Regions from separate parts of the Homo sapiens genome. Here region 2 is linked to region 1. Evidence: read pairs that join two places in POLR2A ChIA-PET (ENCODE). Cell type or tissue: K562. All regions are shown on one strand. Each heading gives the region's core, and the rest is flanking DNA. Links, peaks and the distances in the headings are about the cores only. Region 1 overlaps LOC101927902 (a long non-coding RNA gene). Region 2 overlaps SRPK2 (SRSF protein kinase 2).

The links. Peaks named below come from ENCODE experiments on the same cell type or tissue, not always from the same donor. Only the 100,000 strongest peaks of a DNase experiment are listed, where the experiment ranks them.
Region 2: POLR2A ChIA-PET joins it to region 1 with 5 read pairs; 3 of 35 experiments call an interaction of 5 or more read pairs at or near these places.

Annotation. Positions count from the first base shown.
Region 1 is chr7:104,957,437-104,973,420 of GRCh38, reverse strand. LOC101927902 (a long non-coding RNA gene) reads right to left here. Exons shown (of 2, transcript NR_187679.1): 2 at 11,087-11,437. Among named protein-coding and RNA genes, the nearest start is that of LINC01004, 26 kb to the left of the region's middle. RefSeq lists an enhancer at 11,998-12,067. In K562, for the core only: no CTCF peak of the experiment used is centred there; DNase peaks (open chromatin) are centred at 8,610 and 9,312.
Region 2 is chr7:105,150,165-105,166,148 of GRCh38, reverse strand. It overlaps SRPK2 (SRSF protein kinase 2), which reads left to right. Exons shown (of 16, transcript NM_182692.3): 7 at 5,536-5,642. Among named protein-coding and RNA genes, the nearest start is that of KMT2E, 140 kb to the right of the region's middle. In K562, for the core only: no CTCF peak of the experiment used is centred there; no DNase peak of the experiment used is centred there.

The DNA.
Region 1 (15,984 bases), core at 6,973-10,972:
CTAATCTGCTGGGATGTCTCATCTAAGATTCTTATTTATTTCCTGAGCACCTAATAGGCAGTCCTCGTGTCAAAAACAGCACACCAGTGGGTTCTGCATAATGATTTTACCTCTAGAGTTTTCCCTCTCCTCTCCTCTCCCCTCCCCTCCCCTCTTCTCCCCTCCCCTCCCCTCCCCTCTCCTCTCCCCTCCCCTCCCCTCTTCTCCCCTCCTCTCCCCTCCCCTCCCCTCTCCTCCTCTCCTCTCCTCTGTTGTCCAGGCTGGAGTGCAGTGGCACAAACACAGCTCACTGCAGCCTCAATTCCTAGGCTCAGGCAATACTCCTGCCTCAGCCTCCCATGTAGCTCAGACCACAGGTGTGTGCCACCATGCTAATTTTTTTTTAAATTTTTTATTTTTTTGTATAGACAGGGGCTCACTTTGTTGCTCAGGCTGGTCTCAAACTCCTAGGCTCAAGCAATCCTCCTGCCTAAGCCTCCCAAACTGCTAGGATTACAGGCATGAGCCACCATGCCTGGGCTTTTCGTTTTTAATTTAATTTTTTACCTAATTAGCTAGTCCACAGGAATTAGCAGCTCAGCGTGGCCTCACAATATGTTGTTGGAGGACTGACATAGCTTGGTGTCCCTGGGAGCATGGATTAGTCAGTCATTGGAATTCAAAGCTGAGTTTTAAAACAGTATGGAATTTTAAGCTGTTCACATTTAATTCCACAAAAATGACAACGTAGAACTGAAGGGTTGTTCTCTGAAGGATTATTGACCATAATTGTTCAAAATGTATTACGATTCAAGCCTCCTCTTACAGTTGACTCATGTTTGACTCTTGTCCAGTGTTTCTATGCCCAGGGATGGTGCTCTGTATGCATCACTATTATCAATTAAATATACATACAGTCCGTACATGTAGGCTGCAGTTCACTTGAATGAAGTTGTATGCCCTTGCCAAGTAGGGGAGTAGGGTGGGAGGAGTCACTTTCTTTTTTCTGTCTTTTTCTTTTTCTTGCCTTTTTTTTTTTTTTTTTTTTTAAGACAGGGTCTCACTTTGTCACTCAGGCTGAAGTGCAGTGGTATGAACATGGCTCACTGCAGCCTCAACCTCCTGGGCTCAAACAATTCTCCTGTCTCAGCACTCCTCAAGTAGTTGGGACTACAGACATGTGCCAGCAGGCCCAGCTAATTTTTGCATTTTTTTTAGAAATGGGGTTTCACCATGTTGCCCAGGCTGTCTCTACCTCCTGAGCTCAAGTGATCTGCCTGCATTGGCCTCCCAAAGTGCTGGGATTACAGGCGTGAGCCACCGTGCACTGGTGGAGGCAGTCAATTTCTAAGTGATAGCTTATTCAGGTCTGAGTTTCTCTGCCTTCCCCTCTTGATCCTTGGTTTGGGGACATTTTGTCATCCACCAAAAAGGCAGGAGAGAGCAAGGCAAATACAGATCAATTCGAAGCAGACTCATTTCACAGGGTGGTTCTCTACTTATTTTGTTTAACTTGGCCTGCTGTGGAGCTGTTTGGGGACACATACAGTTCTGCAGCCAGGAGGCCCTTTCCAGAACCTGATTTCCCCTTGGAATGACACATTATCCTCCCTTCACATGTAGCAATTGTAAATTCCTGCCTAGGGAGCAGCAATTGCTTTGAATTACACACTATTTGAACAGACCAGTATGGGATTAACAAGGCCTTATTGTTCTGCAGTCCTTTATTGAAACTCGCTATAGTAATTTCTGGTGAAATTATATTCCCCTGCCTATCATTTGACTATGCAAAGGAACACTTTCCACACTCTAATTGGTCCTTTCTAGTTGTATGTAATAAAAATCTCTTTTTACTATATTATTAACCCTGAGCAGGAAGAAATAATACTATCAGGTTTTTTCAGTTCACCCTTTTCTCACCCTTTCCCTCCCTTTGACATCTCTACTATGATTCCATGACTTGGACGTTTTTTAGATTTGTGGTGCCCAGAATATTACTTTATGACTGCTATGTACATATAGAAATGCACACACTATACCCACACAATCTAGGATTATCTCCTTTACAATATGCTATTTTTAAAATAAACTTCAGGAGCACAGAATTAAATCAGTAATAATACCTGTTTCAGGACACATTCTCATCATTGGTCTGGAAGTACCATTTTAAACATGTTTTTAAACAGTCTAGGCAAACAATTTACATCTACTCTTCAATTAAAAAACAAAAAACAAAAAACTCTAGTCCAGGCATGGTGGCTTGCGCCTGTAGTCCCAGCACTTTGGGAGGCCAAGGTGGGTGGATCGCTTTGAGCTCAGGAGTTCAAGACCAGCATGGACAACATGGCAAAACCCCGTTTCTACTAAAAATAGAAAAATTAGCTGGGTGTGGTGGTACACACCCATAATCCCAGCTACTTGGGAGGCTGAAGCAGGAGAATGGCTTGAACCTGGGAGGCAGAGGTTGCAGTGAGCCAAGATCGCACCACTGCACTCCAGCCTGGGCAACAGAGCGAGATTTCGTCTAAAAAAAATAAAAATTCTTACTTTTCAATCATCTGCAAATAGAATTTGGTAACCAAGAATGAATCTACCAATATTTACTTCCTAACTAAGCTGTTTCTAACAGAAATCAAAAGGGAATCTCTTTATAATGATGAAGTCTAAAGGCAGACTAATAAAAATGCTGAGAGCAAGATGTTTAGGTCAGGTGCAGTGGCTCAGGCCTGTAATCCCAGCACTTTGGGAGGCCTAAGCAGGGGGATCACTTGAGCCCAGGAGTTCAAGACCAGCCTGGGCAACATAGTGAGACCTGGGTCTCTACAAAAAATACAAAAATTAGCTGGGCATGGTGGCATACCTATAGTCCTAGCTACGTGGGACGTTGAGGTGGGAGGATCGCTTGAGCTCAGGGAGTCAAGGCTGCAGTGAACAGTGATGGCAGCATTTGTACTCCAGCCTGTGTGACAGAATGAGACCTTATCTCAAAAAAAAAAAGTTTACCAGGCTTTAAATAGTTTATTTTGATGGACATTATTTGTCCATAAAATAGACCTTTATAAAAGCTCGGATTTGAAACCAATAAATTAGAACTGTAATGTAGTCTTTTCTAGCTGGTTTTAGGCCAGTTAAATCTAGCAGAGATCATGAAGGCAGAAAGCCAACTTGAAGCCAAAATAACTATTGAGAACATTCTACATTCCATTAATAGGTAATGAAATTAAATCTGTTAACCGCTAAATTAAAATACATATTCTACTTACTTACATACAACTTTAGGCCTATATAACTATCATGCTTCCAAAAATAACAGCCTGGCCAGGCACAGTGGCTTACGCCTGTAATCCCAACACTTTGGGAGGCCAAGGCGGGCGGATCACCTGATGTCAAGAGTTTGAGACCAGCCTGGCCAACAAAGTGAAACCCTGTCTCTACTAAAAATACAAAAATTAGCCAGATGTGGTGGTGCGTGCCTGTAATCCCGGCTACTTGGGAGGCTGAGGCAGGAGAATCGCTTGAACCTGGGAGGTGGAGGCTGCAGTGAGCCCAGGTCAGGCCCCTGCACTCCAGCCTGGGCAACAGAGTGACTCCGCCTCAAAAACAGATAAATAACAGCCCAATAGCACAATACTTTTGAAACATGCTTTGATGAAATCCACAAAGGAATCATCTTTACCCCTTTGTCCCTAAACCATCTTCTCAGATCTTGTGCCTAAATTGAAATTTTTGTGCCAGGAGTTAGAAAATAATATGGATATAATAAAACAGACATAGTTTATACTGTAAGATATAATAAATATAGTTTATACTGTAAGAAGCATGACAGGTTTTTTTAAAATTATTGGATGATGACCATCAACTAAAAAAAAAAAAAAAAAAAACAAACAAACCTCAAAAACCCAAAGTCTATAACCTGCACTGAAAGGTTTTAATCTATAAAGATGAAAGTCAGCTTCTCCCATTTCCATTTTTCAAACCAGAGACTTTTTTTTTTTTTGACTTGCTCTGTGACCCAGGCTGGAGTACAGTGGTGCAATCGCTGCAACCTCAAACTCCTGAGCTCAAGTGATTCTCCCACCTCAGCCTCTTGAGTAGCTGGGACTACAGGCACACAACACCATTCCCGGCTCCAGAGATTTCTTTGAAACTTTCTATTAGAAAAAAAATAAAAAGAAATGGTCATTGCTTGCTGTGCATGCTGGCTCATGCCTGTAATCCCAGCACTTTGGGAGGCTAAAGTGGGCAGATTACTGGAGGTCAGGAGTTTGAGACCAGCCTGGCTAAAATGGTGAAACCCCATCTCTACTAAAATAAAAAATAATTAGCCGGGAGTGGTGGTGCGTGCCTGTAATACCAGCTGCTCAGGAGGCTGAGACAGGAGAATCGCTTGAACCCAGGAGGTGGAGGTTGCACTGAGCCGAGATCGCACCACTGCACTCCAGCCTGGTGACATAGCAAGACTCCATCTCAAAAAAAAAAAAAAAAAAAAAAATTTTATTAGTAAGGAGATAAAGCTAATTCCTCTGGGAACTTGTTTCAGACTTGGGTAGATGAAGTCCTGTGGCACAAAACTGAAGTGGAAGAGTGCTTTATGTAGACAGTTGGCTTGCAGGCAACATAAACAGAAAAGCTCAATAAATTCAAACAAAGCTGAAGCCAAAATCATGTAGTGATTTGTAAGGGAGCAGTAGATATTTTGAACTATGCCCCAAAGAGATGTTAAAGTAAATCAAAATCTTATGAACAGGTAAAAAAATTACTATGAAATTTAGAAAAACTGCTATCCATCCCAGATAGTGATTTTTTTTTTCCTTAAATGAGTAGTGAATGACTACAAACAAATGTGTAAAAAAAGAAAAAAAAATGACAGGAAATTTGAAATACAAATTTCTAGGCTTCTGGTAACACAATTTATACCAGGGGTCAAATATTCAGGGTTGCTTCTAAATTAAAAGAAAGAAACAAACAAAAAAATCCCATTTGAGCCCGAAGCATTTCATATTTGGTAAACTATTTGGGGAAATTCCACAAAATGTGCAGGCCAAGTCATTTTATTTACTCTTACTCTCCAACCTTTCCATTTCATTTTGCTTCAGCGATCGTTATAAAACTGAGCAGACAAGGCCAGGCATAGTGGCTCACACCTGTAATCCCAGCACTCTGGGAGGCTGAGGGGGGCGGATCACGAGGTCAGGAGATCGAGACCATCCTGGCCAACATGGTGAAACCCCATCTCTACTAAAAATACAAAAAATTAACTGGGCGTGGTGGCAGGCACCTGTAATCCCAGCTACTCAGGAGGCTGAGGCAGGAGAATCACTTGAACCCAGGAGGTGGAGGTTGTGATGAGCCAAGATCTTGCCATATTGCACTCCAGCCTGGGCAACAAGAACGAAACTGTTTCCAAAAAGAAAAAAAACCTGAGCAGACAGCTCGGGCAAACCCAGGAGCTCTCTTCTAGTAACAAAGTACAGGTTTGTCCTAGGAAGATAAGAAAAATCCTTTTCTTCCAAGTACAGGCTCTTGCCACTGTTGAGGAGTGGTCACCATATATCCTCTCTGCCTCAGATTCCTGTGCACTGACCATTCTCACATTCCTGGGCACCAGATTATCACATTGCTAGGAGCTGTGGTCTGGCATCGGGCAGTTTGCACTCTGATTGAGTGGCTGGGTGCAAGAGGGGAGTAAACTGGCTCGAGTCACTGGTGACCATGACTGCTCTAGAAAGAACTTCGGAAGGCTCAGCCCCACCGACCCTGCCAGGCCTAGCAGGCTGGTAATTATCTCCTGGGCTACAACAGAGCTCTGAGAGTTCAAGGTTTACCTCATCACAGCCTTTTCTCCCCTTCCTTCCTCTATTGGACAGTCCACTTTGCAGTGACCTAGTTCATTAGGATGCCCTTGTGCCTCAGTTTCCCTTATTAGGACTGGACTCCGCCTGTCAGCTGGGATTCAATCACCCTGTCTTCCTCTTTGCCAATATACTTTCCTCTCCAACCTTCCTCAGTCCCTACTGGCTGGGGCTCTGCTTGGATTAAGTCAATTGCTCAAGAGCCATGACTCCTTCCTGACTTTGGTCTACTATCCCCACTCTCTCACAGTCATTCCAGCTGCTTACTTTGCTCCCTGAAGATACTGATAATCAACTGAACCAGATCCCAGCTTGCCTTATCTACTCAGCCCACCTGGTTACCTTTCCCAGGCCAGTCTAGCCAGCCAGGTTAGTTCCCTGCTTGCTGTCACCCACCCACCCAATCCTGGATCCTCCTCCTTCCCATCAGCTGGTGCTGCTCGAATATTCACATCGATAGCAGTAATTAATGGCAGTTAAGAGCTCAGTCTGTCTCAGGAACTGTCTTAAGTACATCAGTACTTAAATTCATTTAATTATGACCACAACACTTGGAGAAACTGAGGCTGGGAGAGGTTGACTTGCTCAAGGTCACGCAAAGAGTAAATAGCACAGCTTTAAGTTGAACCTAGACTAGATCTTTCTGATGCCAGGTAAATACTCTTAATCACTGGCCAAGGGTTCTCAAGGTTCCTTTGCCCCTTCATCTATCCCACACATGGTATGTTTGTCGAAGGGACTGTGCAGATCTCAGCTATACTGCCTCCCTACAGGCCTTGGGTCTGGGCCTAGCCTTTGGACACCATTCATCAGAAAACTGGTCATCTCTGGCCGGGTGCGGTGGTTCACGCCTATAATCCCAGCACTTTCAGGGGCTGGCTGAGGTGGGCAGATCACCGGAGGTCAGGAGTTCAAGACCAGCCTGGCCAAAATGGTGAAACCCTATCTCTACTAAAAATAAAAAATAATTAGCTGGGCATGGTGGCAGGCGCTTGTACTCCCAGCTACTCGGGAGGCTGAGGCAGAAGAATCACTTGAACCCAGAAGGCAGAGGTTGCAGTGAGCTGAGATCGCACCATTACACTCCAGCCTGGGTGACGTGAGACTCCGTCTCAAAAAAAAAAAAGAAAAAAAAAAACTGGTCATCTCTGCCTCTCCTATTTATGCTTCTACTACTTCAGCTGGCTTCACTGTCAGTAGAAATGGCCGACAATGATCAAAGTTAATCTCAGTGCAGACATCTGTCAGCTCGCTGAGATGTGTACAGGTTTCCCCAAGATCTAGGGAGCCCCAAGTCACAGGGTTCTGGCTCAAGCCTTTTATTTTACTATTGAGACCTAAAGCTCAGAGAAGTGAAGTGACTTGTCCTGTATCACACAGCTAGTTAATGGCAGAGCCAAGATTGAGGTTTCATGGCTTCCAAGCCACCTTGAGTAGACTGGAACCATGGAAGGCCACATTTCACAGCAGGGCTTTTGAAGACAAGCTAGGTTACTTAACCTTTGACTTTTGCCTCTGTGTTTTAATCTGTGACATGGAGCAGCAAAGGAGGCCTAACTAAAAGGATGACACATGTTGCTGATGAGGGGTAAATTGTTGGAGGAATTGCTACTACCACCCATCTTTGGTAAGGACCAGGACTTTCTGAGTTCATTTACCAGTCTAGAAGCCAGGAAGATGTTCATAGATATATTCACATAATTGTGATCTAATTGACACCACAAGACAAAAGCAATTTCATGATAAAAATAGCAACTTTAGTTGTTTTTTCTTTTCTTTTTTTTTTTTTTTTTTTGAAAAAGAGTCTTGCTCTGTCACCCAGGCTGGAGTGCAGTGGTGCGACCTCAGCTCACTGCAACCTCCACCTCCTAGGTTCAAGCAATTCTCCTGTCTCAGCCTCCCAAGTAGCTGGGATTACAGGCATGCAACACCATGCCTGGCTAATTTTTTTGTGTGTTTTTAGTAGAGATAGGGTTTCACCATGTTGGCCAGGCTGGTCTTGAACTCCTGACTTAAGGTGATCCACCCACCTCGGCCTCCCAAAGTGCTGGGATTACAGGCATGAGCCACCGTGCCCAGCCAAGAATAGCAACTTTAATTGAGCATTTGTTATACACCAGAGACTGCTTTAAGTAAGCATCTATTTGAGCCACACTACAACCCTAGGAAGAATGTATGTGCTTTTTTTTTTTTTTTTTTTTTGAGATGGAGTCTCACTCTGTCGCCCAGGCTGGAGTGCAGTGGCGGGATCTCGGCTCACTGCAAGCAGGTTCAAGCAATTCTCATGCCTCAGCCTCCTGAATAGCTGGGACTACAGGTGTGCACCACTGCACCCAGCTAATTTTTGCTTTTTTTTAGAGACGAGGTTTCACCATGTTGGCCAGGCTGGTTTTGAACTCCTGAGCTCATGATCTGCCCTTCTCGGCCTCCCAAAGCACTGGGATTACAGGCATGAGCCACCATGCCTGGCCTGGAAGAATGTGCTTTATTTCCATTTTACAGGTAAGGAAACTGAGCCCTAGAGAGGTTAAGTAACTTGCCCAAGATTACACAGCTACTAAGAGGCAGAACAAGGTTCTGGAGGAAGCTGTTTACCTCCAGGGTCTACAAATCCTAACTTCTACATGAGTCTGGCTTACATGGCAAATGGGGAATGGAAGTTTTCGAAGATGCCCAGAAAGACACAGAGATCTGAAACTTTGTCTAGGAAGAAGAGTGAGGACCAGTTATCACAGGCATCCATATTCCTAGGTTCACAGCTTATCTACCCACTGACAGGGGGCCATGTATGAACTCGATGGCCTACAGTAAGCTTTTCAGGGCTTGTCATTTTGCTCTAGGAAACTGCTATCCAGCCCCATGTGGTTCCTGGATCACTCCGAAGTGCTTTAGAGTCACTTTAATCCTTGAGTTTAAAGTTTAAAGCAGATAACGTATACAGAAACATAGAAAAGGAACCAAAGAAAACTAACAAAATAAAGTTTGGTAATTTTCAAATCTTGCTACATAATTCCTTGCTTGGGAAGAAATGCTCAAAAATCAACAAAAGGAGGACAAAAACAGGATGTTAAAAAGCATTTTTATGTTTTAAGAAATTTACTGCCAGACTAAGAGTATTTCTGCCAAAACTAACATGCTTCTTTCCTACAACCTACACAATCTGGGGTTTGCTGAGAATTTGGTTGGATTTTGAGGGTGAGACCATAATTTCCCACCATGTTCATTTTCAAAAAGAATGTCCCACACATGAAAACACACACACGCACACACACACACACAAACACACACACACACACACAAATGCTCCAGTGGAAGTAGTGGTCCTGCAGTTCCTACTATGAGTAAAGTATCCCACAAAGATTTGGCCCAGAGATTGGCATCTGACATGGAGTCTCTTTTAGTGCACTCATTGCAAATCTCCATCTGAAGGTCTGTAAGGAACATGGCTGTGCTGCAGCCAAGCAGGCATAGAGCAGCAGGCATAGGTCAAGGTAAACAGCCTAAATGACTCAGCAGTATTGGGGCGCAAGTGCAGTCTCGTGTCTTATACAATCATAGCCATGTAGACATAACATAGAGAAGCTCACCACCTGGCTCTCAGCCACTATTGTCTGTGTAGTGTATAAATGTAACACTGACCCTGTAAAGGGGCTGCTGAATAAAGCCATGTCTCACTTACATGCTGTCTCTCAGGTGTTCTTCCAGCTCCCTGCCCTGTGTCCACCCACTCCCCTCAGCCCTCAGCTGGGGCCAGAACCTGACCCCAAGCATGACAAGGTTTTTGTCCTGTGGGCTGGGGATGCAAAAGGACACAAGATCATGAACATGTGGGAAGGACCTGGGACTGGGAGCTAAACAAACTGGACTCAAATTCTGGATTCACCAATTCCTAGCAGTGTGATCTCTCTGAGCATCTGTTTCCTCATCTGTGAAATGAGAAGCAAAATACCATCCTTCAGGATTGTCAATGAGGCATTGTATGTATATCACTCAGCACAGCCTGAAAGTAGTAGCTTAAGCCCCTCTACTTGGGAGAACACTGGATTAGGTCCACGTGACTGACAGCTAGGAACACAGAGTGAGAAAAATCAAGACTGAGGGGTGAGCCAAGGGATAACAGAAGAGACCGAAGCATCATGAGGAAAGAGAAGAGGAGACAGAGGAAAGCAGGGAGGAAGGACTTGCTCCTTTTTGTCCTCTAAGATAGATTTGGCAAAGACAAAAGACTCAAGAGGAAAATGAGACATTATTTTGCACCATCCAGGGGCAAGATTTTGCAAGTACTCAAGCTTCTCTCTTCCAGATATTAAAGGCATAGCAAAGGGGTTATATTATTACTACTGAATGCTAGAATACTATTTTTAAAACATTGATTTTGATTTTTTTCTTCTAGATTTTTTTTCTTCTATTCCATCTCCCCATTTGAACAGACAAACCATTCTTTGCTCCTATCTAAGAGATGGGTCTTACAAGCAGAAAGCAAAGTTTTTCAGTTTCAAAAGCCTGGGCCGGTGGTTCTCAAAGTATGGTCTCCAGACCACATCAGCATCACCTGGATACTCGTTAGAAAGGGAAATTCTTGGGCCCTACCCCAGACCTACTGAATCAGCACCTCTGGGGGTTGGGCTCCACGTTCTGTGTTTTAACAGGCCCTCCAGGTGACTCAGATGTAGGCTGCAGATTGAAAACCACTGGTCTAGATCCTTAGTGAACTGGAGAGAACAAACTGGTAAAAGATTTAGGAGAAAACATCAGGAATAACAGCAAAGCTCCTTACCTAAGTTAGAAAAATATTCTCTAGGCTGAGGGAGGAGGGGAGATAGAAGGGAAGTGATAAGACAGAGAGGTGGTGGGGACAGGAGGAGAGGGCTAGAAGTGAGTGCCAGCCTACATTTTAGTAAGCCCCTTTGCCTATGCCAGACCATTGGGTTAGTTGCCTTCTGGTAGGTGTCTAGTGAGGACTTATGCCTGACAGCAAGCAACAACCAGGACATTGTTTATTGGCTAACAGTCAGAGCAAAATGTTGGGTTTGTGTCCTCCCTATTCCATATGGACAGTCCTTCCTTACAACATCCTGGAATGCTCATTAACTCTTGAGAAGGAAGGTGAGGCCCTGGACCCCTAGTGACCTGATGGTTAGGGAAGGGAGAATAAGCCCTGCACTTGATTTTGGTGGGGATGAACAGAACCAACACAAGATTACCCCTGAGCCAGGGCAAGATAACACTCACCCCAATTATAATGACTACTTGTGTTGGAAATTGGCACTCAGCATTTATTCCAGTCTCCTCCTGGGTTGCCTTTCTGTAACAGTTGAAAGCTTAGAGAGGCTAGAAAGTTTAACTCTGCATTTCCCAGACTCCCTTCAAGTTGTGGATGTGCAGCTCACCATTGCGTTGCAGAAGGCAGAAGGAAGGCAGAGGCTCTTGGCCATCTTTTCTTGGCTTGCTTGGTCAAGCTTCATGTTGGTGGCAGCAGTGGTGGCTCTTCATTCCAACTTCCACATTTCTGGAGCGCAGCAACTTCGGCGTGTTCATGAGCTCAACAGCTCCAGTGACAGCCTCCTGACCCCTCAGCCTGCTAATCTGGGCTGAGGTTGTAGCTTCTGGAGGGAGGGAAATGAGGGTCAGTTCTGTGGCATTCAGGTAGACATTCCAGAAGGCCCCAGCCTACATGCTTATTCCTTCAGTACTTTCAACTATTTCATGAGCACCAACTTCCCTGTATTAATTCCTTCTTTGCTAAAAAACCCAGTCTGGAGCCGGGCGCGGTGGCTGACGCCTGTAATCCCTGCAATTTGGTAGGCTGAGGTGGGTGGATCACCTGAAGTTAGGAGTTCGAGACTAGACTGGCCAATATGGCAAAACCCCGTCTCTACTAAATATACAAAAAAAAATTAGCTGGGTGTGGTAGCGGGCGCCTGTAATCCCAGCTACTCAGGAGGCTGAGGCAGAAGAATGGCTTGAACCCAGGAGGCAGAAGTTACAGTGAGCCAAGATCGCGCCATTCCACTACAGCCTGGGTGACAGAGCAAGACTCCGTCTCAAAAAAAATAAATGAATAAAATAAAATGGTTCCTATTTCTTCCACTAAGGATATACTATTCAAAAAAAAAATCTGTCTTGAAATTTAACTGGAGTGACAGGATGGTTGCACAGAAATGCTTATGATTTCAGAAAATTGGGCCATATGCCAAGGAGCAATAGCAGTACATGCAGTCCATGTGTCAGAGGCTCAGAGGTGAGAGCGCTCACCACCCTGGCCTGGGTTAGGTTTTGGGGCAAGGCAGAACTTGAAGGAAATGTCTTCAAAGAGCAAGCAATGTGCTTTCTGGCTAGTTTTCCTGTTTCAGTTGACTTTGGCCTTGCCTTGCTCCCTGCTTCCTCTTTTCTGCCTCCATACCATCTCTTGTGCAACTCTGCTTACAGGGAACTCCCATCCCTGTCTCTTAAGAACCAAGCAAACCCCTTTTTCTTTTCCTCTTTTATCAGCCTGTCTCTTATTTCAGAATACACATTTCTGTATGCTTCAAAGTAGTTTACAGTTTTCAGTAAGCATGACCATGTTGGCGTTACTTATTTCAGAATGTGAGCCCCTGTTGACTGCCAAGCATTATCCCATGACCATGAGGACTCTCAACAATTGCTACATTATTTGTTAGGGGAGCTTCAAGGTCCAGCTTCCACTGTCTGAAGGAGCTTCAAGAAGCTGAATATGGCAATGTCTGCTGTCCCTACCCAAAAAGTATTTGATTAGCTCTGTCCACAAAGAGCAGAAATTTGAGATGACCCCTTCTGGGCCTGGAGAGCCAGCCTGAGACTAAACCTCCCTAGAAGAAGCTTTCTTTTTTTTTGAGACAGAGTCTTGTTCTGTCACCCAGGCTGGAGTGCAGTGGCATGATCTAGGCTCACTGCAAGCTCTGCTTCCCAGGTTCACACCATTCTCCTGCCTCAGCCTCCCAAGTAGCTGGGACTGCCGGCGCCCGCCACCATGCCCTGCTAATTTTTGTATTTTTAGTAGAGATGGGGTTTTGGCATGTTGGCCAGGTTGGTCTTGAACTCCTGACCTCAGGTGATCCGCCTGCCTCGGCCTCCGAAAGTGTTGGGATTACAGGCGTGAGCCACCGCGCCTGGCCGGAAGAAGCATTTTTAAATTTTCATTATTTTATTTATTTATTTTTGGTTTTTTTGAGATGGAGTCTCGCTCTGTCGCCCAGGCTGGAGTACAGTGGCACCATCTTGGCTCACTGCAAGCTCTGCCTCCCGGGTTCACGCCATTCTCCTGCCTCGGCCTCCCGAGTAGCTGGGACTACCGGCACCTGCCACCACACTCAGCTAATTTTTTTGTATTTTTAGTAGAGACGGGGTTTCACCATCTTAGCCAGGATGGTCTCAATCTCCTGACCTCATGATCCGCCTGCCTCGGCCTCCCAAAGTGCTGGAATTACAGGCGTGAGCCACCGTGCCCAGCCTGGAAGACGCATTTTTTACATCAAATCTCAGACAGGGCAGGAGGGAATTGCTCTGGATTATTATTATTATTATTATTATACTTTAAGTTCTGGGATACATGTGCAGAACGTGCAGGTTTGTTACATAGGTATACATGTGCCATGGTGGTTTGCTGCACCCATCAACCCGTCATCTAGGTTTTAAGCCCCGCATGCATTAGGTATTTCTCCTAATGCTATCCCTCCCCCTGCCCCCTACCCCCCAACAGGCCCTGGTGTATGATGTTCTCCTCCCTGTGTCCATGTGTTCTCATTGTTCAACTCCCACCCATGAGTGATAATATGCAGTATTAGGTTTTCTGTTCCTGTGTTAGTTTGCTGAGAATGATGTTTCTAGCTTCATCCATGTCCCTGCAAAGGACATGAACTCATTCTTTTTTATGGCTGCATAGTATTCCATGGTGTATATGTGCCAGATTTTCTGTATATGTGCCACATGTTCTTTACCCAATCTATCATTGATGGGGATTTGGGTTGGTTCCAAGTCTTTACTATTGTAAATAGTGCTGCAATAAACATACGTGTGCATTTGTCTTCTTTTTTTTGAGATGGAGTCTCGCCCTGTCACCCAGGCTGGAATGCAGTGGTGTGATCTCAGCTCACTGCAACCTCCGCCTCTCAGGTTCAAGCGATTCTCCTGCCCCAGCCTCCTAAGTAACTGGGATTACAGGCTCATGCCACTATGCCCAGCTAATTTTTGTATTTTTAGTAGAGATGAGGTTTCACTATGTTGAAACCTCATAGTTTCAGGCTGGTCTCAAACTCTTGACCTCGTGATCTGCCAGCCTCGGCCTCCCAAAGTGCTGGGATTACAGGCGTGAGCCACCGCACCCAGCCACATGTGTCTTTATAGTAGAATGATTTATAATCCTTTGGGTATATACCCAGTAATGGGATTGCTGGGTCAAATGGTATTTCTGGTTCTAGATCCTTGAGGAATCGCCACACGGTCTTTCACAATGGTTGAACTAATTTACACTCCCAACAGTGTAAAAGTGTTCCTATTTCTCCACATCCTCTCCAGCATCTGTTGTTTCCTGACTTTTTAATGATTGCCATTCTAACTGGCCTGAGATGGTATCTCATTATGGTTTTGATTTGCATTTCTCTAATGACCAGTGATGATGAGCTTTTTTTCATATGTGCTCTGGAATTTCAGCAAACCCACATTTCTCCAAAGATACACCGGCCATGAGCATACTTAGAAGTGGGAGTTCCCAGTACCCCTTATCTAGTTGAAGGCGTTGTGAGCGTTTCTCACAGGACTCTTTAATTGGCTGTCTTTACTAAGTCACTGCACTAAAGCCTCAGCTCCTACCCAGAAAGCTCCTGTCCCTGGATTACTGTCTCCTTTTGGTGAGGTCAGAGCTGCACTTACAATCTGTTCCAATGGCTAATCCTGGAGAAAGAAATACTGCTTATATTAGCAGGGCTCCCAGAGAAACAGAACCAAAAGGATGTGTGTGTATATACATATAAAAATATTTGTCTTAAGGAATTGGCTGATGTGATTGTGAAGGCTTGGCAAGTTTGAAATCTTACCAGGGAAGCCTCAGGAAAGCATTGCAGCTCAAGTTCAAAGGCAGTCTGCCAGTGAACCCTGAAGAACTGATGTTGCAGACAAAGTCCAAAGGCAGCCTGCTGCAGAAGTCCCTCTTCGGGTGTGGGTTGGGGAGTGGGTGGGTGTCAGCCTTTTGTTCTATTCAGGCCTTCAATCAATTGGATGGGGCCAGAATAATGTTTGACCAAGTATCTGGGCATTGTGGCCCAGCCAAATTGACAGATAAAATTTTATTTATTTTATTTTATTTTTGCCAAAGTTGTACTCTGTCGCCCAGGCTGGAGTGCAGTGTGGCATGATCTCGGCTCACTGCAACCCCCGCCTCCTGAGTTCAAGCGATTCTCCTGCCTCAGCCCCCTGAGTAGCTGGGACTACAGGCATGTGCCGCTATGCCCGGCTAATTTTTGTGTTTTTAGTAGAGACGGGATTTCATCATGTTGGCCAGGCTGTTCTCGAACTCCCGACCTCAAGTGATCCCCCCACCTCGGCCTCCCAAAGTACTGGGATTACAGGTGTAAGCCACTGTGCCCGGCCAATTTTATTGTATTGTATTGTATTTTTATTTTATTTTTTGAGATGGAGTCTCACTTTGTTGCCCAGGCTGGAGTGCAGTGGCACGATCTTGGCTCACTGCAACTTCTACCTCCCAGGCTCAAGCAATTCTTGTGCCTCAGCCTCCCTCAAGTTGACAGATAAAATTAATCATCACAGGGCCCTTGTTACTAAGTGACAGCGGGGAAATGTCTCATGTTCTGGTGCTCTTCAGCCTCACCCTGCCTCTGCCACAGTCACTTCAGTACAGGTTCCCCCTGAGTCTCTCTTCTCCCAACTCTAGGAACCTGATATGGCTTCCCTTGGGGGTCATGTATGAAATAGTAGGATGGAAAAGGGGCGCTGGGCTAGAAGTTAGCTAGAGAAATGCTGGCCTCAAAATCTGCTCTTCTTACTAATTTCCAGCCTGTATCTCTGGGCCAAGCCAGCCAGAGAACTCTTTTTTCCTTCAGGGTTACTTCCACAACAACTTTCCACCCCCAGCTCACGGAAGACATTTTCCCAGGCTTCACCAACATCTTATTCCTGG
Region 2 (15,984 bases), core at 4,988-8,987, 190 kb before region 1:
TAGTGATTCTTAACAGAGGAAAGTGTTTCTTGGTCAGCTATAAGTGTAGGTGTTTCTCATGTTTTTTAAAAGGATGGATGGCCTTAGTCGTAATGTGTCCGTTTCCTTCTGGTGGGTTCTTGGTCTCACTGACTTCAAGAATGAAGCTGCGGACCTTGCAGTGAGTGTTACAGCTCTTAAAGGTGGCGCATCCAGAGTTGTTTGTTCCTCCCGGTGGGTTCGTGGTCTCGCTGACTTCAGGAATGAAGCCACAGACCCTCATGGTGAGTGTTACAGCTCTTAAAGTTGGTGTGGACCCAAAAAGTGAGCAGCAACAAGATTTATTTTGAAGAGTGAAAGAACAAAGCTTCCACAGCATGGAAGGGGACCCAAGCAGGTTGCTGCTGCTGGTTCGGGTGGCCAGCTTTTATTCCCTCATTTGTCCGTGCCCACGTTGGAGAAATGGACCTGCCGATTGGTCCATTTTACAGAGTGCTGATTGGTGCATTTACAATCCTTTAGGTAGACACAGTGCTGATTAGTGTGTTTTTACAGATTGCTGATTGGTGCATTTACAATCCTTTAGACACAGACCACTGGTCAGTGCGTTTTTACAGAGTGCTGATTGGTGCATTTACAATCCTTTAGCTAGACACAGAGCACTGATTGGTGCATTTACAATCTTTAGATAGACACAGAGCACTGATTGGTGCATTTACAGTCCTCTAGCTAGACAGAAAAGTTTTCAAAGTCCCCACTCGACCCAGGAAGTCCAGCTGGCTTCACCTCTCACTAATACTAGTTATCTTTGGAAGTGTGTCTAGGAAGAAGACAAGCAAAGGTGTCCCTTGACTTTCCTTTCTTTTTTGAGAATATCAGTTTTGACCATGCTACTAAGTTATGTGGATGCTTGTTGGTTTTGATGGGGACTCAGGAGGAAGTGAATTAGGATTGTAGAAAGGGTTGGCATGTTATCCTTATCCTTCCTCTACCTGAGGAGTTGGCAAAGGGTAGCTCCAGGGAGAAGTGACAGAGAGCAAAGTATCCCAAAACCTGTAGCTCAGAGAAGAAAGCAAAAATGAAGAGAAGAGATGATGCCTTCAGTGTCATGAGTACTTTTTCTTTATGTGGGTGTTGGATCCTCTGAGATAGCCCTTTGTGTGCCTGGAGTAGGCAGTACTTTCATTTTCCAAGGTTCAAGAAAATCGGACCACTTTACTCAGAGGCACATGACTGATGGGTGCTAGGTTGTGTCAGTAGCTGTGGTCTTCTGGCTTCTTTCAGATTTTTTGCTCTTTATATCATGTTTGGAACAGATCCACCATTTTGATATTTTACTTTCACAAATGTCAGAAGCCTAAGGATAAGGCTTTTTCCCAGATTTAAACTCCAAAATGACATCCAGTTTATGCATCTACTAAGTCATGATCAACTAGGGAAGCATTTCCTTCACTCTATATATTTGAGAAGGTTTTTATACAAGGGAATGTCACCATGTTCATAGAAAAACTAGATTAAAAGACAAAAATAAAGAATATAAACTTTATTTCTCACATAAGTTTCATCAAGTTCAAGACACTTTTGTAAACAATCATATCAGCCATTTAGTTGCTCCCCAAAGAACCAGGGGTCTTAGGAATTTAACCATGTCAGTGAAATCTTTTTTACATTATTAACTGAAGAAAAATGGGTGCCCTTTTTAAGATTAAGAAACAAAAATTAGGAGTAGCCAAATAAGGATAATAAGGTGGATGTCTAATGAGTTTCCACTGAAACTCTTCACAAAATTGCCCTCGTTTGATGAGAGGAATGAACAGGAACATTTACATGGTGGAGAAGGACTCCTTGGTGAAGTTTTCTGAGGTATTTTCCTGCTAAAGCATTCACTGACTTTCTCAAAATTAGCTCTCATAATAAGCAGGTGTTATCATTCTTTGGTTCTCCATAAAGTCAACAAGCAAAATGCCTCAGCATCCCAAAAAACGGTTGCAGTGACCTTTCCTCTTCACTAGTTCACTAGTGCTTTGACTGGACCACTGCCACCTCTTGGTAGTTATTGCTTTGATTGTGCTTTGTCTTCAGGATCATACTGTAGAACCATGTTTTATGTCCTGTTACAGTCCTTTGAAGAAATGCCTCAGGATCTCGATCGTACCTGTTTAAAATTTCCGTTGAAAGCTCTGCTCTTGTCTTGATCTGGGAACAATGGTTTTGGCACCCATTGAGTGGAAAGTTTGCTCAACTTCAGTTTTCAATTGGAATTGCATAAGTTGAACCAGTCGTGAAGTCTGTGGTGTTGGCTGTTGTTTGTGCTGTCATCTGTCCTCTTCAATTAGGGTGCAAACTTTTTTTTTCTTTGAGATGGAATTTTGCTCTTGTTGCGCAGGCTGGAGTGCAATGGTGCAGTCACGGCTCAGCACAACCTCCGCCTCCCGGGTTCAAGAGATTCTCCTGCCTCAGCCTCCTGAGTAGCTGGGATTACAGGCATGTGCCACCACGCCCAGCTAATTTTGTATTTATTTTTTATTTTTTATTTTTTTAGAGACGGGATTTCTCCATGTGGGTCAGGCTGGTCTCGAATTCCCGACCTCAGGTGATCTGCCCGCCTCAGCTTCCCAAAGTGCTGGGATTACAGGTGTGAGCCACCATGCCCGGCCGCAAACTTTTTTTCCACACAAATTGATGCAAATGGTCTGCCGCTGCAGGCTTCATCTTCAACATTATCTCATCCCTTCTTAAAACCGGTTATTCATTTGTAAACTGCCGATTTATTTGCGGTATTGTCCCCTTAAACTTACCATAAAGCATCAGTGATTTCACCATTTTTTCACCCAAGCTTCATCATAAATTTGATGTTTGTTATTGCTTTGATTTTAGAATTCATGTTGCTCTGTTAGAGGCTTTTTTCAAACTGATGTCTTATCTTGCGAGTGCCTCAAACTAGATCCTGTTCAGATACTTTAACAAACTAGTATGAGTTTATTTTGGTGCAAAAAAATTTTTGAAATCTATGCATAGTGTTTTCAAAATACACATTTTCCATAGACTTTTTGAAAATCCCTCATATTTCTTTTAGAAATTCATCTTGAGTATACTAGGAAGTACCAGTGGCTGCTAATGTTACCTCGTCCTTTTTCTCCAGTTAATTTCTGCTAACTGCTGAGTATATTTTTCCCTTTGGATAGATAAATCAGTAAGCAGATAGCGGCAGAGCACTCACTTCTTCTGTGTCCGACTTGCAAGGTCCTTCTTGGGACAGCTAATAGAACATTTCTTTGGAGAAACTACTTAATCCGTGGGTAAATAGAGGTTTTTGAAATATACGTTCTAGTGGGTATTTTTACTGTTAAGCAAAATGCGAAGTAATCATCATATCCAGATATGCCAGTGCTTTGAGAAGACTTAGGTTATGTTTGGGATATCCTGGGCCTCGCCCTATGCCTGCTGCTAAATGTAGTCCTTAAATAATCTGCCGTTTTTGTAATGAGCCTGGGAAATAGTAAGAAACTTCTGGCTTTAGATTATCTGCGCATAAATCTGTAGTGCTTACATTCTTAAACAGTATAGAAAGATTTTTCTTTTTTTCACTAAAAATATTTAAAATAATATTGTTTTAATATAGCATATTCAGTTATTATAGTTGATTAAATCAACTACTTTTTTTGATTCTAAAGTCAAATGTAAGCCTCCAGGGATGAATAAAATGTTCTCAAAGGGTTTCAGAGCCATTTGTAATCTTCCTGTATGAATGACATGAATATATAATGAAATTGGAGGTATCATAGTTGTGAAGGCTGAAATACCTATTTTAAAAAAAAATTAAGTTGGGGCCAGGTGTGGTGGCTCATGCCTGTAATCCCAGCACTTTGGGAGACCAAGGTGTGTGGATCACTTGAGATTAGGAGTTTGAGACCAGCCTGGCCAACATGGTGAAACCCTGTCTCTACTAAAACTGGAAAAATCAACTGGGCATAGTGGCACACGCCTGTAATCCCAGCTATTTGGGAGGCCGAGGTAGGAGAATCGCTTGAACCCAGGAGGTGGAGGTTGCAGTGAGCTGAGATCGTGCCACTGCACTCCAGCCTGGGTGACAGAACAAGACTGTGTCTCAAAAAAAAATTAAGCTGGGCATGGTGGTTTTCACCTGTAGTACTGACTACTTGGGAATCTAAGGCAAGAGAGTATCTTTAGCCCAGGAGTTCTAGTCCACCTGGCACAGCGTAGTGAGACCCTGTCTTTTTTAAGAAAAGAAAATCCAGATTCCTGAGATGTTGTTACTATAGATTAAGTCTTAATACCATGTCTTAAATGGTGATCATACATTCTTAACACCTGCCTATAGTATTAAAATTGATCTAGTTGTATAATGTAAGATATTATTCAAGGAAAAGATTAAATAGGTCTTAACTGTGTTTACTAAATTTTTATTTTATAATGTGTTTTATGTAGCTTATCAAGTAGAAATTTAGGCAGGCAGTTAGGACACTTGAGATACTGGAGCTCTGTATTTGTTTCATGTCAGTTCCTAGGAGGTTTCAGTCTTGCCTGTTTCATCAGGCTGATTTCCAGGGAGTGTGCTGAGATGGGTGAGAGTGCAGCTCAGTGTAGGCTTGAGTAGTGGCTCAGCCACCTGGCACTTTCTAAGTGCACTCTACACCTAGAAAGTGCCATGTCCTCATGCCTACAGTGGGGTTAATTACATTATTGCCTAAGGTTGTTTGGAGTACACGTGAAATAATATATGGCACAGAGTAAGTACACTTAGCCCTTTTTTATCTGCTGGTTCCCCATTCATAGATTTAATAAACGTTGGATGAAAAATATTTGGGAAACACCAGTAAAAAGTAGTAGAAATTAAGAAATAGAGTATAACAACTATTTACATAGCATATACATTGTATTAGGTATTATAAGTAATCTAGACATGATTTAAATAAAGTATATGGGCTGGGCACGGTGGCTCATGCCTGTAATCCCAGCACTTTGGGAGCCCAAGGCGGGTGGATCATGAGGTCAGGAGATCGAGACCATCCTGGCTAACATGGTGAAACCCTGTCTCTACTAAAATTACAAAAAATTAGCCGAGCGTGGTGGCGGGCACCTGTAGTTTCAGCTGCTCGGGAGGCTGAGGCAGGAGAATGGTGTGAACCCAGAAAGCAGAGCTTGCAGTGAGCCAAGATCACACCACTGCACTCCTGGGCGACAGAGCAAGACTCCGTCTCAAAAAAAAATAAAAATAAAGTATATGGAAGGATGTGAATAGGTTATGTATATACTACACCAGTTTACTGAAGAGGCGAGCATATGTACATTTTGGTATCTGAGAGCGGTCCTGGAACCAATCTCCTGAGATACTGGGAAACACCTGTATTTAGTAATGTCAGTTCTTGTTATTTAAGTGAGATACAACATTTTCTCACTTTTGGTATTACTGATAGGGTTGATGTTGTATTTTATAAAGTAATAAGTGCTTTGCAAGTGACACAATGGTGCTGCTTTCAATAACTGCCTCACTCCAGGCAGTGCATCCACAAACGATCCTTAACTGTGTCCCAGATGTCTGCATGGTCTTCGAAGTACTTGGCCACCATCTCCTCAAGTGGATCATCAAATCCAACTATCAAGGCCTCCCAGTACGTTGTGTGAAGAGTATCATTCGACAGGTGAGACTTTTGACGGCAGCCCCTAGGCCCTAGTACCTAATTGGTTAGGCTTTCAACATGAATGCTGTTTACAAATATGTATATGTATTACATATGTATCAGTGCATAATGTATATATGTTATGTATGTTACATATGTATCAGTGCATAACATTTTGAACTCTTATTAAGTCAGTATTTAATGATATTTTGTGTTGTGAAGGGAACAACATGTAATTGTCAGGCATACGTTTTTTGCCTGTCGTTTTTTTTTTTAAGGTATGTGACATGGTACAATTACATTGTTTTTGTTCAGTATCTACTATAAAACATCCACTTAGTTCATTAGGAAGTAATTTAGAAGAAATAACTTACTGGGTTTATTTACTAAGTATCCTTGGATGGAGATTAAATAATAGATAATTGAAGAGTTGTGTACAAAGTTTCAGTTATAACGTGGTTAAATTCTGCAGATCTAATAGACAGTATGATGACTATAGTTAACATTATTGTGTACTTGGAATTTGTTAACAGAGTAGACTTGAATGTTCTCATCATGTACACACACACAGAGTCTATATGTCATACTGGGTTAGGTTAATTAGCTGTTTTGTGCTAATCATTTCACAGTGTACACATATTTCAAGACATGTACACTACTAATATATTCAGTTTTTATTGTCAGTTGTACCTCAGTAAAGCTGGGGAAAAAAATGGAAATGTTTAACTCATATAGAAATTACTGTATTAGATGTGTGTTTTGTTCAGTTGCCCTGCCAGAAGAAAACCCTCAGCTAGGGTCAGGCTTAGAGATGATGCTCTAGTAAACATCTGTAGAATGAAAGTATGCGTAGATGGAAGAACTCCTCCTAATTAGCAGTGTTTGCCCATTCCAGTGTTCTGCATGGAATCAGTATGTATTCTACTCATTGCCTGTAAAAAGTTTGAAGTTTAAATTTGTGTAGTAAAAGCATCTTTGATATTTCTGTTGAATTTGTGTGCAGATAACTTTGTTTAGCCTGCCTGTGTGTTCATCTCTTCTTCCTTTTGTACGGTTTTTTTTTTTTTTTTTTTTTTTTTGGAGACGGAGTCTCGCTCTGTCACCCAGGCTGGAGTGAAGTGGTGCAATCTCAGCTCATTGCAGCCTCCTGAGCAGCTGGGACTATAGGTGCTTGGTACCACACCCAGCTAATTTTTGTATTTTTAGTAGAGACAGGGTTTCACCGTGTTGCCCAGGGTGGTCTCAAACTCCTAAGCTCAGGCAGTCTGCCTGCCTCTGCCTTCCAAAGTGCTGGGATTACAGGTGTGAACCACTGCACCCAGCCTTGTATGGAAAATTGGCAGCTTATTCTGTAACATGACAGATGTTACTTGAGAAGAGGGGCTGGAGAGGGAAAAGTTCACTACATTGTCTTCTATATCAGTTGAATTGAGGTGTTTCTATGTAGTATTATGCTAGGTATACATGTGGGCCTAGATTTATGGCTAACTTTTGTTCAGTACTGTATCTGTTTGCCCTTAGCTTTCAAATAGTAGCATTTTTATTCATTATTTCGACAGGCTGATATCTCAAATGAACAACTTTAATGTAGAAGAGGTTATGTGGTGAGGGCAGAAATTAGTATGTTAAGTGGAATTATTTGATCCCCAAATAAGACTAGTGTATTATTTGTAACATTTAGCAGCAACTCTAAAGTCTTTAAAAAAAAAAAAAAACACAAAAAAACACAAAAAAATAAAACCATATTGTTAAAACTTGGGAAGAATCTCCTAATTATTTTTGATAAATCTTGAAAATATTAAAGGAATTACACATTCTAACAAATACTGAATAATTTCAGAAATAGCTGCCTGCATGTATTTCCCGCAGGCTCCATCATTTCCCAGAACCTCATGCTTTCAGAGGGGCTTGCTGTTGCCTTAAGTGACTGACCACACCACCACCCTTTAGGCTTAGTGTGTAAGAAGGTGAATTTGGCCAGGCGCAGTGGCTCACGCTTGTAATCCCAGCACTTTGGGCGGCCAAGGCGGGTGGATCACGAGGTCAGGAGATTGAGACCAGCCTGGCCAGCATGGTGAAACCCCATCTCTACTAAAAACACAAAAATTAGCCAGGCGTGGTGGCACACGCCTGTAATCCCAGCTACTCTGCCAGCTGAGGCAGGAGAATTACTTGAACCCGGGAGGTGGAGGTTGCAGTGAGCTGAGATCATGCCACTGCACTCCAGCCTGGGCAACAGAACAAGACTCCATCTCAGGGAAAAAAAAAAAAAGGTGAATTCACAGATGAGCCATTGACATTTATTTTATCTTCTAGAGAAGAAAATATAGCCTTAGCAAGTTGAAGGAGTCTGTAAGTTGAAAGATGAAAATCTGAGGTTCAGTGGAACCTCAGTGCATCCTTGTTGAATGAACCGAAGATTAAATAAGTTAACCTGTGTTCTTCATTTTGTTTTTGTTTTTTGAGACAGGGTCTTCCTCTGTTACCCAGGCTGGAGTGCACTGGTCAGTCACAGCTCACTGCAGCCTTGGCCTCCTGGGCTCTAGTGATCCTCCCACCTCAGCCTCCCTAGTAGCTGGGACTGCAGGCATGCACCACCGTGCTAGCTAATTTTTATTTTTTTGTAGAGACGGGGTCTCACTGTGTTGCTCAGGCTGGTCTCTTTGTCTCCTGGACTCAAGCAGTCTTCCCATCTCAGCCTCCCAAAGTTGCTAGGATTATACCACACCTGGCCAATGCGTGTGTTATCCTCACTGTAATTCATGTACCCTGTTTTTGGTGGAAACTTAGAAAGAGCTCTTATATTATTTCTTTAGTTCAGAGAAATTCAAGCTGAAAATTTGATTGTGTCATGTGGTCTGCACTTTGTTCTTATATGCAGTGTTAATGGAATTTTGGTTTGGTTTTGGTTTTGTGTGTGTGAACCCATCTTTCTTTAAGAAAAATATTATCATGGAATCTGGATTTTTTCCCCCTAAGCTTACGCAGAACTTTCAGTGTAGTAAGTTGTTCAAGAAATTACATACTCCAGTTAATAATCTACTTACCTGAGGTTTCCCTTCAACCCCTTTGATTCAGCCTATGTTTTCAGTATTTCTTTCTCCCGGGTAGTACTAGGAAGATTTTTTATTGCAGACTGACACAGTTATATCATTTCCCAGAACAAGCCAGAGCAGACCAATTTTCTTAGTATTTTCTTAGTATCCTTTCACTGTAGACCTTCTTCTTAAGAGTCATGGATAACCGACCATGTTCCAGTCATTCTCCTTACTCTATCACTTGCTGTGCTTCCCCAGGAACCCGCCTGTTGAACTCTCCTTTGCCATGTCTTTTACTCTTGATGTTCTTTGTATTTCTGTTGCTGTCCTCTTTAGTTCAGGCCCTTATCACCTCCAGCTAGTACCTTTTCACAGGCTTTTCTTGGCTCTCTGTGCATACAGCCCATCCAATTCCCGGTCCCTTTTCCAGTTTATTCTCCTTTCTATTGCAAGTAAAACCTTGCTTTAATGACTCATATTCCCATTTAGAATTCTTTAGTGGCTTCCCATTGCCTGTTTGCTGAAGCTTTATGTTCTTGGCCTTCATGAAGCAATATATGGAGTTGTTAAGAGCTTGGGTTTGGCATCAAATATACCCTACATTCACCAAAGGGCTTTGGCCAAGTTACCTAACTTCTGCAAACCACAATTTCATCATCAATAAAAGTGGGGAAAATAATGATACCAGCCAGGCGTGGTGGCTCATGCCTGTAATCCCAGCACTTTGGAAGGTTGAGGTGGGAGGATTTCTTGAGACCAGGAGTTCAAGACCAACCTGGGCAACATCGCAAGACCGTGTCTCTACCAAACAAAATTTAAAAATTAGCCAGGTATGATGGCATGCACCTGTGGTCCCAGCTACCTGGGAGGCTGAGGTCGGAGGATCACTTGAGCCCAAGGGGTCAAGGCTGCAGTGAGCCATGATGGTGCCACTGCACTCTAGCCTGTGTGACAGAACAAGACTGTCTCTTTAAAAACAAAAAACAAACAAAAATGATACCTTCCTCATTAGTTTATTGTAAAGATGTAATGAGAGATAGTAATGCTAATAGTAGCAAATAGTTAATTCAGTGCTTACTATGTGCCAGGTATAATTTGAGTACTTTGCATAGTTGAGTTCCTCACAATAACCCTGTGAAATGGGTATTATTACTTTCCTGATTTCATCAAGAGGAAACAGAAGCCCAGAGAGGTTAAGTAACTTGCCCCTAGTTAGGAAGTCGCTTAAAAAGTGCTAAGTGGTGAAGCAGGAATTCAAACCCAGATAGTCTGGCTTCAGAGCTCATGGGTTTACCATTTTGGCCGTTATATAATGGGTTTTATATAATAAACTTATTATGAGCCTGTAATAAGTTTGGAATTGTACTGGGCCTATGTCCAGTAGAAGTTAAGTCACTTTCTGGGAACCTGTTTAAGATTTTCTATCATCTGGTGTCAGCCTGTATTTCCCCTTGCAGACAAAAAGTGATGTCCCTCAGGTACCCTATTTCCCTCTGGAATCTACCAGCTTACGTTTTTTATGAATGTTCAAAGATGTCCCAAACATTTATAATGTGCAGATTTACCAGAATTTTCATTCATGAATGTTTACTGGTTTTATTTTGTAGGTAGTTTAGAGAAAGTACTCACTGGTAATCATCTTGACCCCTAAGGGCACCTTTCCGTTTTTTATCTCCACATCTTTGATCATCTCTTTTGTTCTAGGCTGCCAGAAATGCCATCCTTGTCTACCCACATTTTTAAGACTCAACGAAAATCCCACCATTGTGACAAAGGCTTCTCACAGTACCCAATTAAGAGGATGCCTTCCCTTCTTGAAATGCCTTCAGCTCACATTTGGTCCCATAACTACGTGTAGGCCCCATCTCAACCCTAGGGCTGCTGGCACTTCAGACCAGATAGGATGTTTAGCAGCGTCCCTGGCATCTACCCCTCAGAGCCAGTATCAGCTGTCACCATCCCTGATTGTGGCAATTAGAAATATCTCTGAACTTTGCCAGTTTTCCTCTCACTGAGAACCACTGGGATAAGAGAAAGTGTAAGGTGTATTGTGCTTTGGTGACAGACTTGATTTAACATCATAGCTTTGGCACTTCTATCTTGTACTCCTGATCAGTTACTTAGCCTCTGTGAGTCTGTTTCCTCATTTGTAAACTCGAAATAGTAATGCATAATTTGTAGTTTGATTGTGGAGATTAAGAATAAGGGGGCTGGGTGCAGTGGCTCACGCCTGTAATCCCTGCACTTTGGGAGGTTGAGGTGGGTGTATCACCTGAAGTCAGGAGTTCAAGACCAGCCTGGCCAACATAGTGAAACCTTGTCTCTACTAAAAATATAAAAAATTAGCTGGGAGTGGTGGCACATACATATAGTTCCAGCTACTTGGGAGGCTGCGGCAAGAGAATCACTTGGACTTGGGAGGCGGAGGCTGCAGTGAGCCGAGATCGTGCCATTGCACTCCAGCCTGGGTGACAATAGCGAAATTCTGACTCAAACAGACAAACAAGAATAAGGGTGGGCCAGGTGCGGTGGCTCACACCTGTAATCCCAGCACTTTGGGAGGCCAAGGCGGGCAGATCATGAGGTCAGGAGTTCTAGACCAGCCTGACCAATATGGTGAAACCCCATCTCTACTAAAAATACAAAAATTAGCTGGGTGTGGTGGCACGTGCTTGTAGTCCCAGCTACTCGGGAGGCTGAGGCAGGAATTGCTTGAACCCAGGATACGGAGGTTGCAGTGAGCCGAGATTGTGTCACTGCTGCTCTTCAGCCTGGGTGACAGACTCTGTCTCCAAACAAACAAAAAAAGTATAGCCATTAGATTTTATGAAGTAGATATTATAATATGTAACCAGATGAGACCTTTAAAACCCAATGTTTTTCCAGACTTCTCCCTTTGGGGTGCAACCCTCTAGTATGCCGAGAGCCACGGTGGTGCCCCGCAGGTCCTCTCACCTGTATCATTGGCTGATTTTGTCTCTCTACACTTAGTATTTATTTACCATTGTAATTCTTTCAGTGGCCCTGTTTATCAGTAAATTTTGTTATGACTGAACCAGTATTGTTCAAGTTCAGACCAGAAGCTTTCATGTCAATTTGGTAAACATTTTGATATTACTGGGTTTGTTCAGCATGGTAGTGCACACGATGCTGTATTGACTTGGAATTCTCCTCAGGATGTTGAGCCCTTGACTCAGGAAATGTGGTGAGGTGGCTCTGTTTCAAGGGACTAAGCTGCTTTCCTGAGCCATTGCTTTGTGCAGTCCCAGTGCTGGGCACAGCAGCTTTAACTTTCTTCCTGATGACATTCAGAAGTACAGCTGCTGGCTTTTCTCATTAATTCTCACCAGTTAGAGATGAAAGAAAAAGGAGCAGAGGCTATTTCAGGACAATGTGGGTAAGGACGCCGTCCCCTGGATTTTTGGTTTGAGCGTGTCTCTGGCTCTTGTCCTCTTTTATTGTTAACAGGTATTTCCAAGCTCCTCCATTGAGTTTAACATCTTGGTTTTCACAGGCAGTTGGTGGGACCTGCCTTGTGTGTTTCACTGTGGAAGGGAAATCTAGTGGAACCCTCAGTGTTTCCAGCAGGAAACTTCTAGGCTTGCGGAGAACCCCTCTGGTGTCCCGCACGCCCACAAGTAATTAATATTCTCAATGAAGAACTCCTGCTTGGGGTCGCCTCCTTCCTCTGCCAGCCCATCTGGCTGCCCACGTGGGTTTCTCTGGGTGCTTCATTAGGTTCTGTTACCCACAGAGTAGGAGGAGACAGAGTCTCCCTGCTCTGTGTCCTTTGTTCAGGTGTGGGAGGAAGAAAGTCCACCGCTTATCACCAGTAGCAGAGCATAATTTGGAAAGTTGCTCTCATTCTATTTCTTTTTACAGTTCAGAATTTTGGGGGAAGCTTTGCACTCTGGGCTGTGAGCAAGGCCAGGGAGACAGTCTTTAGAGGAGTCTCCACATTATGCTTGACTGTTCCCCGACTTATCTACAAGATTACAGGACCTATTTCAATCAAGTTGTGGTGGAGAGGAGCAGATTTGTGTTGCGAAGACCAGTAATAGATGGTATCTGACACAAATGTTGATGTACAGAAAGCAAGCTTTGAGACCATTTTAACCAAGCCCCTTATTTTGAAGATGAATTTGAGGTTCAAGGAAAAGAAGGAACTTTCTCTGAACCTGTAGCTAGTTAATTTGGAATGGGACTCGGGGCTTCTAGCTCCCAGCCCTAGACTTAGCCTTCTTTTCCGCACTGCTGCTGAACTCAAAGTCTGACTTTACCCAGAGAAACCTGGCACTTGTTCCTCATGTGTGTGAAATGGCTCCCTGAGTGGGATGATTGAGAGTCACGTCCCTGGCTCGTCTGGGCTTAGGTTGATCTCAGCTTCCCTGGCAGCCAAAGGATCTCTGCTGCCTCCTGCTGCTAGCACCAAGTATTAAGGTTTTTTGTTTGTTTTTGAGACGGAATCTTGCTCTGTCACCAGGCTGGAGTGCAGTGGCGCGATCTCGGCTCACTGCAACCTCCGCCTCCTGAGTTCAAGCAATTCTTGTGCCTCAGACTCCTGAATAGCTGGGATTACAGGCATGCACCACCACACCCAGCTAATTTTTGTATTTTTAGTAGAGATGGGGTTTCACCATGTTGGCCAGGATGGTCTGGATCTCCTGACCTTGTGATCCGCCCATTTCGGCCTCCCAAAGTGCTGGGATTACAGGCGTGAGTCACCGCGCCCAGCCGTATTAAGGTTTTTAGGCAAGAAAGATGAACATACTGTGATTTGACAAGTAAAAGCAACAGAGGAAAGAATTAGTAAAGACTTAACTCTGTCAGATTTTGCAAGGGGAGATCTATCCATGGGGATGAAACATGATTCCTTTTGGTTTGTGTTTTTGTTTTTCCCATTGTCACAGTTATCCTGTATAAATAATTGTAGGAGTTCTCGTCAATGTTGGTTGATTCTGGGGTGCATTATTACTTAAAACTTCACTGGAAAGACAAATGTTATTTTTGAAAATAAAACCATTTAAAAATAGTAGTTCTGGCCAGGCATGGTGGCTCACGCCTGTAATCCTAGCACTTTGGGAGGCCGAAATGTGTAGATCACCTGAGGTCAGGAGTTTGAGACCAGCCTGGCCAACATGGCGAAAACCCCGTCTCTACTAAAATACAAAAAGTAGCTGGGCATGGTGACATGTGCCTGTAATCCCAGCTACTAGGGAGGCTGAGGCAGGAGAATTGCTTGAACCCAGTAGGTGGAGGTTGCAGTGAGCCAAGATCGTGCCACTGCACTCCAGCCTGGGTGATAGAGTGAGACTCCATCTCAAAAAAAGAAAAAAGTAGTTCAAAATTAAATTATGGAATCAAAGTTTTGTTGCTGGGATGTACCATACGGGTTATCAAGTATAGTCCTTTTATATTAGAAATGGAAACAACTGAGACCCAGATAATTTTTTTTTTTTTTTTTTTGAGACAGAACCTCACTCTGTTGCCCATACTGGAGTGTGGTGACACGATCTCAGCTCACTGCAACCACCGCTTTCTGGGTTCAAGTGATTCTCCTGCCTCAACCTCCTGAGTAGCAGCGATTACAGGCATGCACCACCATGCCTGGCTTATTTTTGTATTTTTAGTAGAGAGGGGGTTTCACCGTGTTGGCCAGGCTGGTCTTGAACTCCAGACCTCAGGTGATCCACCTGCCTTGACCTCCCAAAGTGCTGGGATTACAGGTGTGAGCCATCGTGCCAGCCAACCCAGAGAACTTTAATAAGTGACTTAGGAAGCTGGATGTGGTGGCTCACACCTGTAATCCCAGCCACTTGGGAGGCTGAAGCAAGAGGATCACTTGAGGCCAGAAGCTTGAGGCTTCAGTGTGCTTTACTTACACCTCTGAATAGCCACTGCACTCCAGCCTGGGAACATAGCGGGATCCCATCTCTAAAAAGAAATTAATTTTTAAAAAGTGATGAAAAATCATAATTCAATAAGTCAATATCAGTACAAGTCTTCTGACTTAGATACGTTTTACCATTTAAGTTTCTTGTGTGCTAGACTTTGTTTTTGTGAGTTTTCCGTAGATTATTTCTAAAGCTTATTGCTACATTTGTGTGTAACAGGTGTTTCCCCCTCCCATAGATGAGAATGAAAGCTCAAACAGCTTAAACAGCTTGCCCAGGGGTAACACAATGAGTAAATGGTTGAGCAGTAATTTAAGAGCAGTCTGAATCCAAGGTCATGTTTTTAACGCTGCCCTGTTGCCATTTCCTTTAATGGTTTCAATTATCTTAACTAACTTTATTTGTCCCAGTGGCAAAGTATTTTTCTTGTGTTTATTGCCCATTGCTGTTTTAGGAAAGTTAGCCTAGTTGAGTGCAATAGCCAATTTTTTTTAAAAAAAATCTGGAACTTTAAGTTTTTACTGAGATCACTTCTTGCTTGTCATGAGGTGCATCATTGTCATTGGGACCTCATGTGAACACATTTGCACACTGAGGCACATTAACTCTTAACTGTGCAGCCTCCCGCACAGTGAATCAACCTTTGAACTGTGAAAGAAGCCAAGGTGGAAAGATAGGACAACTCTCGTGCATGAGAAAATGGTCAAATATATTTTAGGAAAGAAAGATACTGACATTTTTACCTTGAGATAGTATTTGATACCGAAATACAATTTTAGTTGGAAAACGATTTTTCAAAAATCGTATTCCTTTGACCTCTATGGGCTGGACATCATCAATGTGCCTATCCATTAATTTCTTGTACTTTTCAGAATCTCTTTTGTTGTTCAGATATAGAACTCCACATATTATTCAGTTTGCACCAGGAAGATGCATGAATGTCGTTGAATAACATGAGCCCATTGGATTGTGTTTCCTTCAAAAGTATAACCATGTTCTCCATGGAAATATTTTACATCATGTTATCTTTCTTACTATTGGTCCTTTGACATTTTATTTGCTTTTTTTCTTTTTTCCTTTTAGACAGAGTTTTATTCTGTCGCCTAGGTTGGAGTGCAGTGCCATGATCTCAGCTCACTGTGACCTCCGCCTTGTGCCTCAGCCTCTTGAGTAGCTGGGATTACAGGCGTGTGCTACCTTGCCTGTGCCACTATGCCTGTGCAGTTTTTTTGTGTTTTTAGTAGAGACAGGGTTTCGCCATGTTGGCCAGGCTGGTCTCGCACTCCTGGCCTCAAGTGATCTGCCTGCCTCGGCTTCCCGAAGGGCTGGGATTACAAGGCAAGGCTGAGCCCGGCCTTGACATTTTAAATGTAATTTAAACATATCCTAATTGCAGTATTATCCAAAACAGTAAATATTCTAAGGCAAAAA